Linked DNA regions of Homo sapiens: region 1 is linked to region 2. A link is a loop called in an ENCODE intact Hi-C map of the cell type or tissue named here. Cell type or tissue: PC-9. All regions are shown on one strand. Each heading gives the region's core, and the rest is flanking DNA. Links, peaks and the distances in the headings are about the cores only.

Region 1 (7,676 bases), core at 1,070-6,069, 270 kb after region 2:
GTTTATTTAGAGGTGCTGGCTGGCTAGCTGGGGCCTCTCATCCAGCCCCTGCTCTGTAACCAATTTCAGAGTGGTTTTCATCAGAAAGGGGAACTTCTGAGAACCAGATAAGGAAAACTATTCATTTGCATGGAAGAGCTCCCTAGGCCGTTCCCTGGGGTGCCAGGAGAATTAGGGAAACCTCAAACACAGTTTATGAAGCTGCCAAAAAGTGTGTGCTAGAGAACACCAGCTCCGATTAGTTCCTACAAAAGATGGAGTAACTGTAGGAAGTCTCCTCTCAAATGTAATTTGAGGTTCATTTTTGACCCTCATTTAGCGTTTTAGATTCTGGAATCAACAAACATTTTTGCTGAGTGCTTTGGCAAAACCTCAGGTTGAACTATTTTAACTCTGTTTTTTTTTTTTTTCTTTTCTTTAATTAAGAGGCTACTTATAATGAGAAGAAGGTGGAGGCTGCGTTTGACCAAATGAAATGCCTGGCTCCAAGGGGCAGGACAGCGTATCTCAGTGTGGACTCGGGAACTACTCAGTCAGTATGGCCTGGGCTGGCTGAACATAAAACAAGTTCTCCAGGCCCCATCCCAGGCCTGAGGAATTCGAATCGCAAGAAGTTAGGCTCCAGAAACATGCTTTTAAACCAAAAAAGCTCTTCAGGCAAATGTTACGCTTATTGACATGTAACAGCTCTGCTTCTAAAAGCACCGTTCTGAGGAACCAGAAGTGGCTCATAGCTTATTGAGCCATGGACCATCAACTGTAACATGAAGAAGTTCCAGTGTGGAGAGAAAAGAATCCTTAACCTTTGGTTTACCTTTCTAGGTCTTTCGATCTCCCTTTAATCCACTCGATGGCTAGCTTTTCAAGATAAATGGAAACTTTATTCAGTTTGTTTTTGCTTTTAAGTCCTTGGCCACTGGGAGAGTCCTTGAAGGGGAGATATCTTGTGAAAGAGGGAGGGAGCACTGAAAATGCATCCGCATAACAGATTCGTGGCTGTGCAGATCCTGAATGGAGTAGGGTGGGTGGGGTAAGCGGAGGGAGAGAACCCAGTGTTTTTCTAGGCAGTTATTCAACCAAACCATTACTTCAAATTTCCAGAGGTCATTTTAAAGCCTGGTCCGACTGTTGCCTCAGGACCCAGTTTCTTAGCTTTGAGTGAATGAATTGAGGACAGAGAATCTGTTACCAGTGACAACTGCCTATTACTAAAAGCCGTAGGAAGGCCTGACAACATCAAAACCTCTTCACCCAAGCTGATCTTGGAGGCAAGGTCACCGCAGCATTACTGCCACGCAGGAGCTTTCCTGTGGGCTCCTGAATGCAGCCCAGGACAGTGACTGAGCAGTGGCTGTGTGGTGCCCCAGGGACACTGAACACTAGGCTTTGGGGGGGCAATCGTCAGCAGAGGTCCCCCACCTTACTCACGTTTGGCACCAAAACAGTGAAGCACGTTTGCACAGGAGACGATGAGGGCTCAGACATTATCAGTGGTGACCAGCACGGATGGAAAACCACAGGGTGGACCACAGAAGACCACACTGTCCTCAGTGTTCAGGACTTCAAAGATTGTATAATGGAAGCTGCTTTTAGTGAGTAATAGAATACCCAATTAGAACAGCCTTGAACATCAAGGGTTCTTCATGGTACACATCAAGAGGTTCCAGAGAGGTAACCTCAGCAACATAACACTGTCAGGAGGCTGCGGCTTCTTGGTGATGCTCTCCTTTCCCCTCCTAACAACAAGATGGCTGCTGCTGCAGGTCCAAGCATCGTGCCTCACATGGATGTGCTCAAAAGGAAGGAAAGAATGGAGTTTTGCCTCACATGCCTTTGTTTTAATTAAATAGGAAATTCCCCTCTCACACTCTCCTCCTGAGGTAGAAGGTGGGGCTTGGATACTGGACCAAATTGAGGACTAGCTAAAACACGGACAAGGCAGAAGCAGCTTTCCATGAGACAGCCCACCAGCATGCCATGTAAGTTTACCATCACTATGGCAACAACAGGGAATTACCACTCTTTCCATGCCAATGGCCTGATGGTCCAAAAGTTAGCACCCCTTCTCTGGAAATTTCTGCATAAACCACCCCTTAGTCTACATGTAATTAAAAGCAGGTATAAATATGACTGCAAGACTGTACTGAGCTGCTACTCTGGACACACTGCCTATAGGATAACCCTGCTCTGCAGGAGCAGTCACAGAGCTGTGACACTGCCGCTTCAACAAAGCTGTTTTCTTCTACCCTACCACCGGCCCACCCTTGAATTATTTCCTGGGCAAAGCCAAGAACTCTTATAGGCTAAGCTCCACTTGGGGGCTCACTTGCCCTGCGTCACTCCCACCCTATGGAAGATCCCAGAAATCCACAGTCACATGCCCATCCCACACTGCAGGTGGAAGGAAAGGTAGGTTTGCTGCACAGTTTCAGGTTAAACTAACCACGTTCCATTTGCCTGAGCTTGGGGAAGGGCCCACCTTCCCTGAGTATGTTGCTGTCCCACAGTTGAATAAAATCAAGATTTAAGCAGCAAAACAAAAAAGTTCAATGACTTCTAAACAGGCCATGGAAGATGGACAAGAACCCTGCCAAAAGGATCTAGCATTATCTTTGGTAAGGAGTTCCTTCCTAATGACCAAGAATAAATTTCCTGCCCTGGAGAAAAGGGGATGCAAAGTAAGATTTAATTTGATTTTAGAAAATTGAGAAGTGGCATTTTTTCATCTGAGTGTTTGGTTTGGTTTTCTGGGGATAAAACTTGGTTTATATCTCAGAACTTGGGACGTCTGAGTAAACTCTAGGCTTGTCAAGAGGTCCTGTCCCTCCAGCTCCCCAACAGGTCTTCCCTGCTGATGTTTCTCCATCAGCCCTTGTACTGCAAGAAATGTGGGTCTGGGTCAGACATGTGTGCATGCATTGGCATTTTCCACTGAGGGGTTTCTAGTAATTTCTTAGGGAGTTTCTGAAACCTCCAAGCTCGACTTTTTTGTTGTTGTTCTTTTTCTTTTTTGAAGTTAATAAAGCCTGAGTAGTGAATGAGGCCATCTTTAAAGAGTCGTGTGTACTCAGCAACTTTGGTGTGTTAGTTTGTCTTCCAATCTGTCTCACTCGGGGTGCTTATCTCTTAGAAAGGGAGATTATTACCACAGAGACTGGGCTGGAAACCGCTTCGCTGACAGGTTTAAGAGTCTTAGCAAAATAAACAGCCGCAAAGGCAAAACTGTGTGCAAAATGGCAGGCTTCATTCTCTCTATGTGGCTCAGCTGGGTAGAGAGGGAGCTGGAATCAAAACAAAACAGACAGCATCTCAACAGCACTCTGAGAGGTTGAGCTTCACGTGGGAGGGCTGTGGGGTGGGGGCGAGCGTTGGCATTTCCTTCTGATCAAGTAGTTCTCTCCTTTTATAGAGACAATTGCTAAACTGGCAAGCCCGTCACCATACCTGTTGATCTGGTTTATGATTCATGCCTTAAAAAACCCTAGAGTTGTGATAGTTCCTCTTACTGTTTTTCATACCCAGAAAGCTATACAAGTAATGGAATTCTGCGGTTGAGTTTCTCTGGAGCTTGCTTTGCGGGACCAGCTGAAGATCCTTTTCCTTGGATTTGGCAAAATCCAAACTAGAACCAATGCATGCAAATTTGCAAGCAACTTGAGAACAAGAGAGTATCATTTATTTTTATCTCTCTCTTCCCAGCACCTCTAGCGCAGTATTGAGAAAATACTAGGCACTCCATAAATGTCAATTAAATGATCGGATGAATAAACGGATAACTTTGCTGTCTCATTGTAACAGTACTCTAGAGTATTGGGAAGTAAAAGTGTTTCCACATATAAATTTATTCTTCTTGTTTTAATACTGGTGGCAAAATTTCCAGCTAACTCAGAACAAAAGAGCAAATTAGAATGCTTAACTCTTACCCCAGGATCTATTAGGAAGGAGAGAACCTATTTAGGTAGGACTTTGTTGATTGACGAACATTCAAGGACAATTAGAACATTTGTCAATAATTGATATTTTGCTATAATTCTTCCACTTTTAAAAGTGTTTGAGAGATTCAGGTAGAACCTGCCATCTCTTCCCAAAGTTCAAGAATTCAAGGCAGAATTCAAGTGACTTTTGGAGTTGAGGGAATAGGTGACTCCATCTCTTTTTGGGACAACTAGAGTTTGCATGTTTCTTTTTGACTTAGGTCAAGAAAGACCCTTTTCAAAGAGTGCAGAAGGCATGTAACCTTAGGAGTTTAGGAGTTCAGCAGGAATGTGAATCCTGACTCCACATGTCACTATGTGACCTGAATGAGGGACTGTCCTTCTCTAAGTCTTAATTTCATCATCCATAAAAGGGGCTCTAAAAGACAGTTGTGAGGATTAAATGGGATGATATGTGTAAAGCATGCAGCACAGTGCCTGGCCCTCCATAAGCTCTTATAAGAGAGCCATCTGTCATTTTTATTATTACCATCACTATCATCATCACCAGTTTCCTGTACCAGAACATTGTACAACAAAGAGGTTTGGATCAATATCATTTTAAACCTCTTTTTTGAGAGCAAGGGTCCTGAATCCATGAAAATGTGTTTAACTTGGTCATCGACCTCAATTTGCTTGGTTACTGTACATGTGGGCTGAGGTTAAGTCAGTCCAGGCTAGATTCCCAGGAAGGCGATGCACAGCCCAGAGTGGACACTGTCTGGCCTCAGCAGCTCCTACTAAATGACAATGCTCCTCCACCTTAATTTTCTTTTCAAAGGGGCAAATTAGAGAACATCTGATTACAGTCACACTGCTTACTTTTTAACTACCCATTTCTTCCAAAAAAATAAAAAAATACAATGAAAAATTAAAAAAAGACATTATGTTTAAAGATGACTTTTGCTGGAAACCACCAACCCAGCGTTGGAGAAGTAGCTGAGCCAGTGGAGAGACCCTGTAGCCTGACTGATGTAGATTCAGACACCAGCTTGGCACCTTCTGGTCATGTAAGCTGGGGCAAGTCACTTGACTTTTCGATGCCTCCATTTCCTTGTTTGTAGAATGGAGATAATAATGTTTATCTAACATCTCTATGGGTTACACGTGGTACGTACAAAGCATTCCTAGCAAAGAGATTAGGTGCTCAATAAAAGTGGTAGCTGGTTCCAGGATTCTGGTTGTTATTCAGTCCCTGGTTGTTATTAAATCCAAGACTTAGGAAAAATGGCTCCTGGAAGCATATTAATAATGATGCTCAATCTACTTACGGTGAGCCAGGCAATCCTCTACACCCTTTACATATATTAACTGGTTTAATTCTCTCAAAATCCTATGAAGCAGGTAGTATTATTACCCCATTTTACAGATGAAAGAAATAAGGCATAGAAAGTCCACATACCTTATCCAAGGCCCCAAAACTGGTAAATAATAGCAGGTATCATCTCAGGCAGTGTGATGCCAAAGTTTCTGCTCCTGGCCACTCCTCCAGGCTACCTCTCTTAGGTGGCCCAGACAGTCACAGGGTAGAGGACAAGCCTGCATCTTCCCCACCCCATGGTCTGTTGAATGGCCTAGAGGCAGAGACATTCCCCTAATGTGCCCAGAATTGGTGGATTCTTGGTCTCACTGCCTTCAAGAATGAAGCTGCAGACCCTCGCAGTGTGACAGTTTTTAAAGATGGCGTGTCCAGAATTTGTTCTTTCTGATGTTATGATGTGTCTGGAATTTCTTCCTTCTGGTGGGTTCGTGGTCTGGCTGGTTTCAGGAGTGAAGCTGCAGACCTACACAGTGAGTGTCAAGGCTCTTAAGGTGGTGCATCTGGAGTAGTTCGTTCCTCCTGTCTGGAGTTGTTCATTCCTCCTGGTGGGTTTGTGGTCTGGCCAACCCCAGGAGTGAAGCTGCAGACCTTCTCCGTGAGTGTTACATTTCATAAAGGCAGTGCGGCCCCAAACAGGGATCAGCAACAGGATTTAGTGCAATGAGCAAAAGAACAAAACTCCATCGTGGAAGAGGACCCCAGCAGGTTGCCGCTGCTGGCTCGGGCAGCCTGCTTTCATTCCCTTATCTGACCCCACCCACATTCTGCTGATTGGCCCATTTTACAGAGAGTTGATTGTTCCATTTTACAGAGAGCTGATTGGTCCGTTTTACAGAGAGCTGATTGGTCCGTTTTGACAGGGTGCTGATTGGTGCGTTTACAATCCCTGAGCTAGACACAGAGTGCTGATTGGTGTACTTACAATCCTTTAGCTAGACTTAAAAGTTCTCCAAGTCCCCACCAGATAAGCTAGATACAGAGTGCTGATTGGTGCATCCACGAACCCTGAGCTAGACACAGAGTGCTGGTTGGTGCATATACAATCCTCTGGCTAGACATAAAAGTTCTCCAAGTCTCCACCAGACTCAGGAGTCCAGCTGGCTTCGCCTAGTGGATCCCGCACCAGGGCCCCGGGCAGAGCTGCCCGCTAGTCCCTCGCTGCTGACCTGTACTCCTCAGCCCTTGGGACCAGGAGCCACGGAGCAGGGGGCAGCGGCTGAGGCCTGGCAAGAATTCAAGCACTGTGTGGGCGAGCTGGCAGTGCTGGGGGACCCAGCGCCCCCTCCGCAGCTGCTGGCCTGGGTGCTAAGCCCCTCACTGCCCGAGCCGGTGGCGCCAGCTGGCTGCCCCGAGTGCAGGGCACGCCGAGCTCACACCCACCAGGAGGCACGTAGCTGCGGTTCCCACCCACATCTCTCCCTCCACACCTTCCCGCAAGCAGAGGGAGCTGGCTGCAGCCTCGGCCAGCCCAGAGAGGGGCTCCCACAGTGCAGTGGCAGGCTGAAGGGCTCTTCAAGAGTGGCCAGAGCAAACGCCGAGGCCGAGGAGGTGCTGAGAGCGAGCAAGGGCTGCTAGCAGGTTGTCACCTCTCACTAGCGTGTCTTAAACAAGGTCAGAGGAAGAGCCACACCATCCCATAGGAATTTTCCAACTTCCCACTAGTCCTATTGGGACTAAATCTAAGAAAAATGGATAATATATCAATAGCAATTTAAAAATTTCTTTTGGAAGGAAAAGTCCGTGGCGGAAGTCCAAAGTTCTGAGATAAGAGACCCCAGTCTTATTTTGGGCCATATGGCTTAATGGAGAGCCTCCTAACTTTAAAGTCAAATGAACTCATAATCATATGTTTGTCCTGATATTTTTTGGCTGTGAGACCTCTCTCAGCCTTAGTCTCCTCAGCTGTGAAAAGAGTTTAATAAAACTTACATGATGGAGTTGTTCTGGGAATTAAATGAGATAATACACTGAAATTCCCTGCATAGTACCAGAAATACCACTGGTTCCCAGTGAAGGAACATCATACTCTCTAATATGGTTTGGCTTTGTCCCCACCCAAATCTCATCTTGAGTTGTAGTTCCCATAATCGTAATCCCCATGTGTCATGGGAGGGATTCAGTGGGATCATGGGGGTGGTTACCCTCATGCTGTTCTTGTGATACTGAATGTCTCATGAGATCTGATGGTTTTATAAGCAGCTTTCCCCCTTTGTGCTCAGCTCTTCTCCTTGCTGCCACCATGTGAAGAAGAACATGTTTGTTTCCCCTCCCACCATGATCGTAAGTTTCCTGAGGCTTCCCCAACCATGCTGAACTGTGAGTCAATTAAATCTCTTTCCTCTATAAATTACCCAGTCTTGGGTAAGTCTTTATTAGCAGTG
Region 2 (7,676 bases), core at 1,804-6,803:
GGGCAGGGGTATCTAAGTTTTCCTTCATTTATTCTTAAAATTCACTGATAGGGTAGGTTCCTAGGAACAATAAGTGTTTGATTTTTGGAAGTCCCTTTGTTTTCTTTTTTGTTTTCCTTTCCATTGTTTAAATCACTGAAGGAGTGGTTTCCCAAGCTCACTGAAACAAAGGAATGGAACATGCTTTCACTAAAGCCTTCTAGGAAGCTTTGGGACGGGGAGGAGGGTGGGTGGACCATTCAGGAAAGTGACTTAAGGTCACTGGTGACGGAGCAGAGTCAGCGAGGGTGAGAACGAGGGCAGACCTAAGACCAGAGCTGTAGGTGCTGGTGGATGGACTAAGAATTCCTGGGGAGGCAAAGGGCTGGGGAAACTACTTGAGTGTCCTTGGAAGCAGTGGGTGCCTCAGCACCATGGAGGCCAGTGCTGCTTCATCCTGGCTCGTTACACCCAATGGGCCCTTGGCCACTAGACTTAGTACATTAGAATCTCTGTGGAAAGGATTGGTATATTAAAAAATCCTGTCCAGGTAATTTTAACGAGTAGCAATGAAATCAGCTTCTGAGCAGGGAAATAATTATATGTGGGGTACAAGGGAATGAACTGAGAATTCCAACATTGAAACCCCCTGAGGTATTAACTTGGGTCATGTTGAAGGTAATACCTACTTTATGGAATTGCTAGGGAGATTATCCTTAGGGTTGAGCTCAGAGGTTTGGAATCAAACACACTGGCTTCAAATCTTAGTTCAGTCTATTTGACCATTTGTGTGTCCTTAAGCAAGTTACTTAATTTCTTTAAGCCCCAGTTTCTTCATTTGTAAAACAGGGGTAATAGTGCTTACAGGGAGGACTCAGTTCTGCAGCTGCCCTGAGCGTGCTGCTTGGCATATGGAAAGTATGCAAACATCAGAGCCGCACTTCATTTCTTCCCTTGTCCTCCTGTTCTTGCTGCTATTATATCTAATGCCTGACAAAATGTGTACAAACCTAAATGCTAATCTTTTATTTCCATTTCCAAACTTTGTTAATACTTATCATGGGATATAAATAGACTGTAGAACATTATTTATTATGATGTTATGGTATACTATGGTACAGTACTATATACTGTATAGTGGCTGCTGATCTTTTTTTCTTTTTCCTAAATTCAAGTATTTTAATACAAGGTATGCAGAATATGTGCAAAGACTAAATGCTGGTTGTCTGGGTGGGGTTCATGCCAAATCAAATGTGACAGCCTTTTCCGGAAAGAAAGAATAATGACATTGTTACCACCTAGATATTAACTGAATATGCTAAGCTCATCATATAGACTGCCCAAGTCGATCTGTACAACATCCTTTTGAGGTTGTTAGTAGAATTACCTGTTTTTTAGATAAGGAAATGGAAGCTTACAGTCATTTGCCCAAGGTCAGAGAACCAGTTAAGGAGGATTCCAACTCAGGCAGGCTGGCTCAGAGCCCTGCCTGTTACCATTATGCTTACCAGGCCTCACGGGCCCTGGCTGGGAGCTCAGGTTCAAGGATTCCTTTCCGGCAGGCCAGCTATCATAAGAGGAAAGGGAGTACCAGAAAGCTTTTTCTCTAATTTGCTAAATATCAACTTTCCTAATATATGAATTACTGCTTAGAGGCAGAGTTGTTATACTGTGTAATACATTTTGAAGTATGGTGTGTATGTTCCTGTGGTTGCATTTTTCGTGCATATACACACATCTCTGCAAACTTTATATGACAGGAGGGATAAAAGGCAATGAGATGTTTTCAGAAAAGTTACAATTATCTGTATTAAGATGTATTTTCTTTTGATTATAAAACAGGTACAAAAATCAGAATATAAAATAATATAGTATCCTAACATTAAAAAATGCACATTTATATTAATGTTAAATTCTAAATGTTAACATTCAAATGTTGACAGTGGTTATCTCTATAATGGTAGCCTTGGGTTGACTATCACTTTACCTTTCTGCCCTTTTGAATTGTCTGAATTTTTAAAATAATGGGCATGTATTACTTTTATGATAAGAAATCTAAAAACACAATCCTGTTCTAGAAAACTTAGAAAAGCCCAGAAAACTATAAAGAAGAATATAACAATCTTACCACCAGTTAAAAATGCTGACAACATTAGCAAACACACTTCCAATCATCTCTACTTGTATGTATATTATGTGGTAGAGATCATCTACAATTCATAATTTGGTGACTCATTTTCTTTTCTTTCTTTTTAAAAAGTCGAAAGCATTTTTATGATATTAAAGACTCTTCTTAAGTATTATTATTATTTGAGATGGAGTTTTGCTCTTGTTGCCCAGGCTGGAGTGCAATGGCATGATCTTGGCTCACTGCAACCTCCACCTCCCAGGTTCAAGCGATTCTCCTGCCTCAGCCTCCTGAGTAGCTGGGATTACAGGCCTTGCACCACCATGCCCGGCTAATTTTGTATTTTTAGTAGAGATGGGGTTTCTCCATGTTGGTCAGGCTGGTCTCAAACTCCCGACCTTAGGTGATCCACCCACCTTGGCCTCCCAAAGTGCTGGGATTACAGGCGTGAGCCACCGCCTGGCCTTAGCATTATTTACATTATTTAAATGTTACACAATAGATCATATGTACAATTTACTTAACCTTGCCCTATGTTTTTTCTCTTTTTTTTAATATGATCAACAATGATATGTATTAGATATCTTTATTCATGAATATTGGATTATATTTCGGATTATTTTCTAGATTCCTAGAATTAGTGGGTTAAAGTGAATGATCATAATTTATTTATTGCTACATAAAAAAATCCAAAACATGGTGACTTAATAATATATTATTGTTTTTCATGGTTCTGTGGGTTGAATGAGCTGAGCTCAGTAGTTCTTGTTTGGGAGTCTGGGGCTGAGCCATCTGGAAGCTTTACTGGTTGGACATTCAACATGGCTTCTTCATGCACATGCGTGATCCCTCTGTGTTCCTCCACGTGGCCTCTTTCCAGTACAGTGGCTGGATTTCTTCCGTGTCTCTCAGGGATCCAAGAGGCAAGAAGTGGAAACTGTCAGTCCTCTTAAAGACCAGGGCCTGGAGCTGGCACAATGTCACTTCCACCGTATCTTCTGTTGAGAGTAGTCACCGGCCAGCTGAGCTTCGAGGGTGTGCAGGAGCAGCCTCCCCTCTCCATGGAAGAGTGGCATGTGTCTACAAGAGGGCAGCAGTTGATGGCAACCATCTTTGTTTTTGTTTGTTTGTTTGTTTGTTTTTGTTTTTGTTTTTTGAGATGGTGTCTCGCTCTGTTGCCCAGGCTGGAGTGCAGTGGCGCGATCTCGGCTCACTGCAGGCTCCGCCTCCCGGGTTTATGCCATTCTCCTGCCTCAGCCTCCCTAGTAGCTGGGATTACAGGCACCCGCCACTTACGCCCGGCTAGTTTTTTGTATTTTTAGTAGAGATGGGGTTTCACCGTGCTAGCCGGAATGGTCTTGATCTCCTGACCTCGTGATCCACGCGTCTCGGCCTCCCAAAGTGCTGGGATTACAGGCGTGAGCCACCGCGCCCAGCCAAGGCAGCCAACTTTGAAGTCAGGCTACCACAGATCATTTTTGAAAATGGAATAAAATACAGTTTGGTACAGTTTTAAGCAAACTTGTGAAGTGACTGAATATTTACAAGTCTACAGAAAGACATTTCTGTCAGAAATAAATCTTGCTAAAGCCCCTTGAAGGAAGTGTGAGGGAAGAAAGTAGGCCAATGGAGGCTAGTCTCTTCAATAGGGCTAAATGTCCCCATGTCCCCTGGGAAGGTTTCTGCAGGGGGATGGAGTGCTAAGGAGCGAGAGTTAGTGACTGCTGAATGACTCGTTGTGCCTCAGGCAAACACTGAACTTTCCTGTTCCTTGAGGTTCAGCTCAGGCTGTCCCTGTCCAGTCCAGACCTCCGGGGCCAAACCACAGCCTGGGCAGAGGTGCCAGCCGGGAGGGTGTGGGGAATGCAGGGACAGCCCTGGAGGGAGAAGGGCAAGTCATTGCTGGGAAGTGATTTGAGATAGGGCTGTGAGGGGAAGGAAGAGGGAGGTGCGGGATGAGGTGACCAACTGAACACAGACATCTCCATCTCTGGCTTGAAGACACAACGGATCTACAGCACTTAGCAGTGAGGGGCACGCTTCAGACGGTACTGTTCTTTCTGGGAAGGGCCCAGTGACCCGAAATCTAGCATTCAGCCCCCATAGACACTCCAACGCAAGCTATTGTAAGGTTCTGTATTGCTTCAGGAACAGGAAAGAGGAGGACTACTGCTCACTCTTCATCCACCTCAGATGCTCCCCCACCCCCTCCCCACTGGAAATTCCACTTCCCACCCCACCTTCCCTCACCTGAGGGATCCCTCCATCCTTAGTTGTCCCAAACCTCCACAGAGGCTGAGGAGACAAGATTAGGAGTGAGGTTTTTGAGCTCACTGTTCAGGTTGGGATTCGGGCTTTACCACATTCTCTGAGTGACTTTTGGTTAGTTAGTAAGCTTCTTTGCATGTTGGTTCACTCATCTATAAAAGGGGGACTTAAATATAGTCTCACCTCATTCTGTTGTTGTAAGGATTGAATGAGTTAATTATGTAGAATTTTTTAGAACTCTGTGTGGCCCACAGTAAACACTCACAAAGCATTATTTTAACTTTCTATTACTTAAAAAAAGAGAATTTTTTTTTGGTTTAAATAGACTTTATCTTTTAGAAAGGTCTTAGGATCACAGCAAAATTGAGCAGAAAGTACAGAGATTTCCCATATGCATCCTGCCTGCATACACACATAAGCAGAGCCTTCCCCACCATCGGGATCCTGCACCCGGTAGTACATTTGTTGCAACTGATGAACATACTACAGTGACACATGATTATCACCGAAATCCATAGTTTACCTTACGGTTCACTTTTGGTGTTGTACATTCTATAGGTCTGGACAAATGTATAACGATATGCATCCACAATTCCAGCATCAGACAGAATTGTTTCACTGCCCTAAACATCCTCTTTTGTATTACTTTTAATTACAATTTGCCTTGAATTGTAGATAAGACATTCTTACATATCCTTTATTACTTCTTCTAAGCTAATCAAGCTGGGTTAGTTTATGTGAACTGTACAATATTACTTGTTCCACAGAGCCATGCATGAAACTTGGCAAATGGATAGTGAATTAGTGGTAGAAGAGGTGAGCAAATGAATGAATGAGACCTGTGGGTAGGGGTAAAAGACAAACTCAGGTGAGATTTTTGATTTTGATTTTTTATACTTTTTGAGTATTTTCTATATTTTCTCCAATGAGCATATTATGTTTATAGTCAGAAATAATAAAGATGATTTGTTTTAAACTTTTAAGTTTGGGGTACATGTGAAGGTTTGTTACTTAGGTAATCACGTGTCATGGGGGTTTGTTGTGCAGATTATTTCATTACCCAGGTATTAAGCCTAGTACCCATTAGATCCTCTCCCTCTTCCCATCCTTCACCCTCCAATGGGCCCTAGTGTGTGTTGTTCCCCTCTATGTGTTCATGTGTTCTCATCATTTAGCTCCCACTTACAAGTGAGAGCATGCAGTATTCGGTTTTCTGTTCCTGCATTAGTTTTCTAAGGATAATGGTCTCCAGCTCCATCCATGTCCTGTGTAAATGTACCATGGTGTAAATGTACCACATTTTCTTACATCCATGGTGTAAATGTACCACATTATCTAGTCTAGTACTGATGGGCATTTAGGTTGATCCCATATCTTTACTATTGTGAATAGTGATGCAATGAACATACACAGGCATGTAGAAAAATGCAAATCAAAACCACAATGAGATACCATCTCACACCAGTCAGAATGGCTATTATTAAAAAGTAAAAAAATAACAAATGCTGGTGAGGTTGTGGAGAAAAAGGAACCCCTATACATTCCTGGTGGGAGTGTAAATTAGTTCAACCATTGTTGAAGACAGTGTGGCAATTCCTTGGAGATCTGAAGACAGAAATATCATTCGACTCAGAAATCCCATTGCTGAGTATATGCCCAAAGGAATATAAATCGTTCTATTATAAAGACACATGCACATGCGTATGTGTGTGTGTTTTTAAAAAATACCTTAAACTTGCTTTCTGTTCCTCAGCTCCTTCTTTACCCATTGGTGCTTAGCTCTGGTTCCTCTGTTGCCAGCATACACCATGGAATCTATGCCAGGCAGCGTGGGGTTTGTCAGCTAGTGTTCATGTTGACCACAGTTAAGAGCACAGACTCTGGAGCCAGGTGCTTGGGTTCAAATTTGCGTTCCTCCCCTCCTAGCTGTGTGAACTTGGGCAAGTTAGTTACTTCTCTGTATCTGCCTTTCCTCATCTGTAAAATAGGTATGATGGCACATACCTCATAGGGATTTGTGAGGATTCTCTCAGTTAATACAGGTCAAGTGCTTAGGACAGTGACTGGCACATAATAAATATTTGCAGGTGTTAGCTCTTGTTTCTGTCATATACTGAAGCCTATTAGGACACAAAGAATCAGCCTAGAGAAGTTTCTGTTCTAATAAAGGACTGTTGAGGGCCTATTTAGACCCTGCCTTTTCTACTACCACAGCCACGTGCTGGTCTGAAGAAATATAGATAATTCTGGCAAAACAAGCTGCTTTTTAAATTTTTGTACAAATCTAACTTTCAAGCTCTGCTACCTTTGAACTAAAGCTCTCTTGTAATAAATGCATCAAGAAAATAATTAAAGAGTTAGAGATTTGGTTATAAGCTAAATAGTAACAAGGGAATCTGCTTGCTCCCTGGATCATCCTTTCACCCTTTAATGGCAACAGCAAAATGTAACAAGCAAGACTGGAACGAGAGTTGAGCCCCTGCTGAGAGTATCTGGTTAGAGGTGGTTCAGGTAGGTCTTGTCACTTTCGATCTCAGTTCATCTTGGCATGAGGTATGAGAATGTACATGGCTGGAGGATGTCACTTTCCCAGCCAAGGCATCAATCCCTAGAGTCTTTACCATTAGAAAATGTTCAATATTGTGACTTCTTCCAATGAATGTCAAGCCTAAAGTTAAGCCCAAATCCAAACCTCTTTGATTATTATTTTATTTTTTTATTATTATTATACTTTAAGTTTTAGGGTACATGTGCATAACGTGCAGGTTTGTTACATATGTATACATGTGCCATGTTGGTGTGCTGCACCCATTAACTCGTCACTTAGCATTAGGTATATCTCCTAATGCTATCCCTCCCCCCTCCCCCCACCCCACAACAGTCCCTGGTGTGTGATGTTCCCCTTCCTTTGTCCATGTGTTCTCGTTGTTCAATTCCCACCTATGAGTGAGAACATGTGGTATTTTGTGTTTTGTCCTTGCGATAGTTTGCTGAGAATGGTGGTTTCCAGCTTCATCCATGTCCCTACAAAGGACATGAACTCATCATTTTTTATGGCTGCATAGTATTCCATGGTGTATATGTGCCACATTTTCTTAATCCAGTCTATCACTGTTGGACTTTTGGGTTGGTTCCAAGTCTTTGCTATTGTGAATAGTGCCGCAATAAACATACGTGTGCATGTGTCTTTATAGCAGCATGATTTATGATTATTATTTTCAGTTATTATTATGCTTCTGCTAGCCTGAGGTTTCTTTAATATTCCTATACTGAGGGAGGTTTCATTTGGCCAGCATAAAAA

Evidence for each region. Hi-C counts contacts between places; a loop is a spot of excess contacts. Peaks named below come from ENCODE experiments on the same cell type or tissue, not always from the same donor. Only the 100,000 strongest peaks of a DNase experiment are listed, where the experiment ranks them.
Region 1: it touches region 2 in a loop (7-fold over the local background); 2 of 110 quality-filtered maps call a loop at or near these places.

What each region holds. Positions count from the first base shown.
Region 1 is chr5:56,486,836-56,494,511 of GRCh38, reverse strand. No RefSeq gene overlaps it. Among named protein-coding and RNA genes, the nearest start is that of LINC01948, 8.9 kb to the right of the region's middle. In PC-9, for the core only: no CTCF peak of the experiment used is centred there; DNase peaks (open chromatin) are centred at 3,431 and 5,041; H3K4me3 peaks cover 869 bases; H3K27ac peaks cover 2,932 bases.
Region 2 is chr5:56,753,491-56,761,166 of GRCh38, reverse strand. No RefSeq gene overlaps it. Among named protein-coding and RNA genes, the nearest start is that of MAP3K1, 58 kb to the left of the region's middle. RefSeq lists an enhancer at 3,954-4,455. In PC-9, for the core only: no CTCF peak of the experiment used is centred there; a DNase peak (open chromatin) is centred at 3,866; H3K4me3 peaks cover 437 bases; H3K27ac peaks cover 1,138 bases.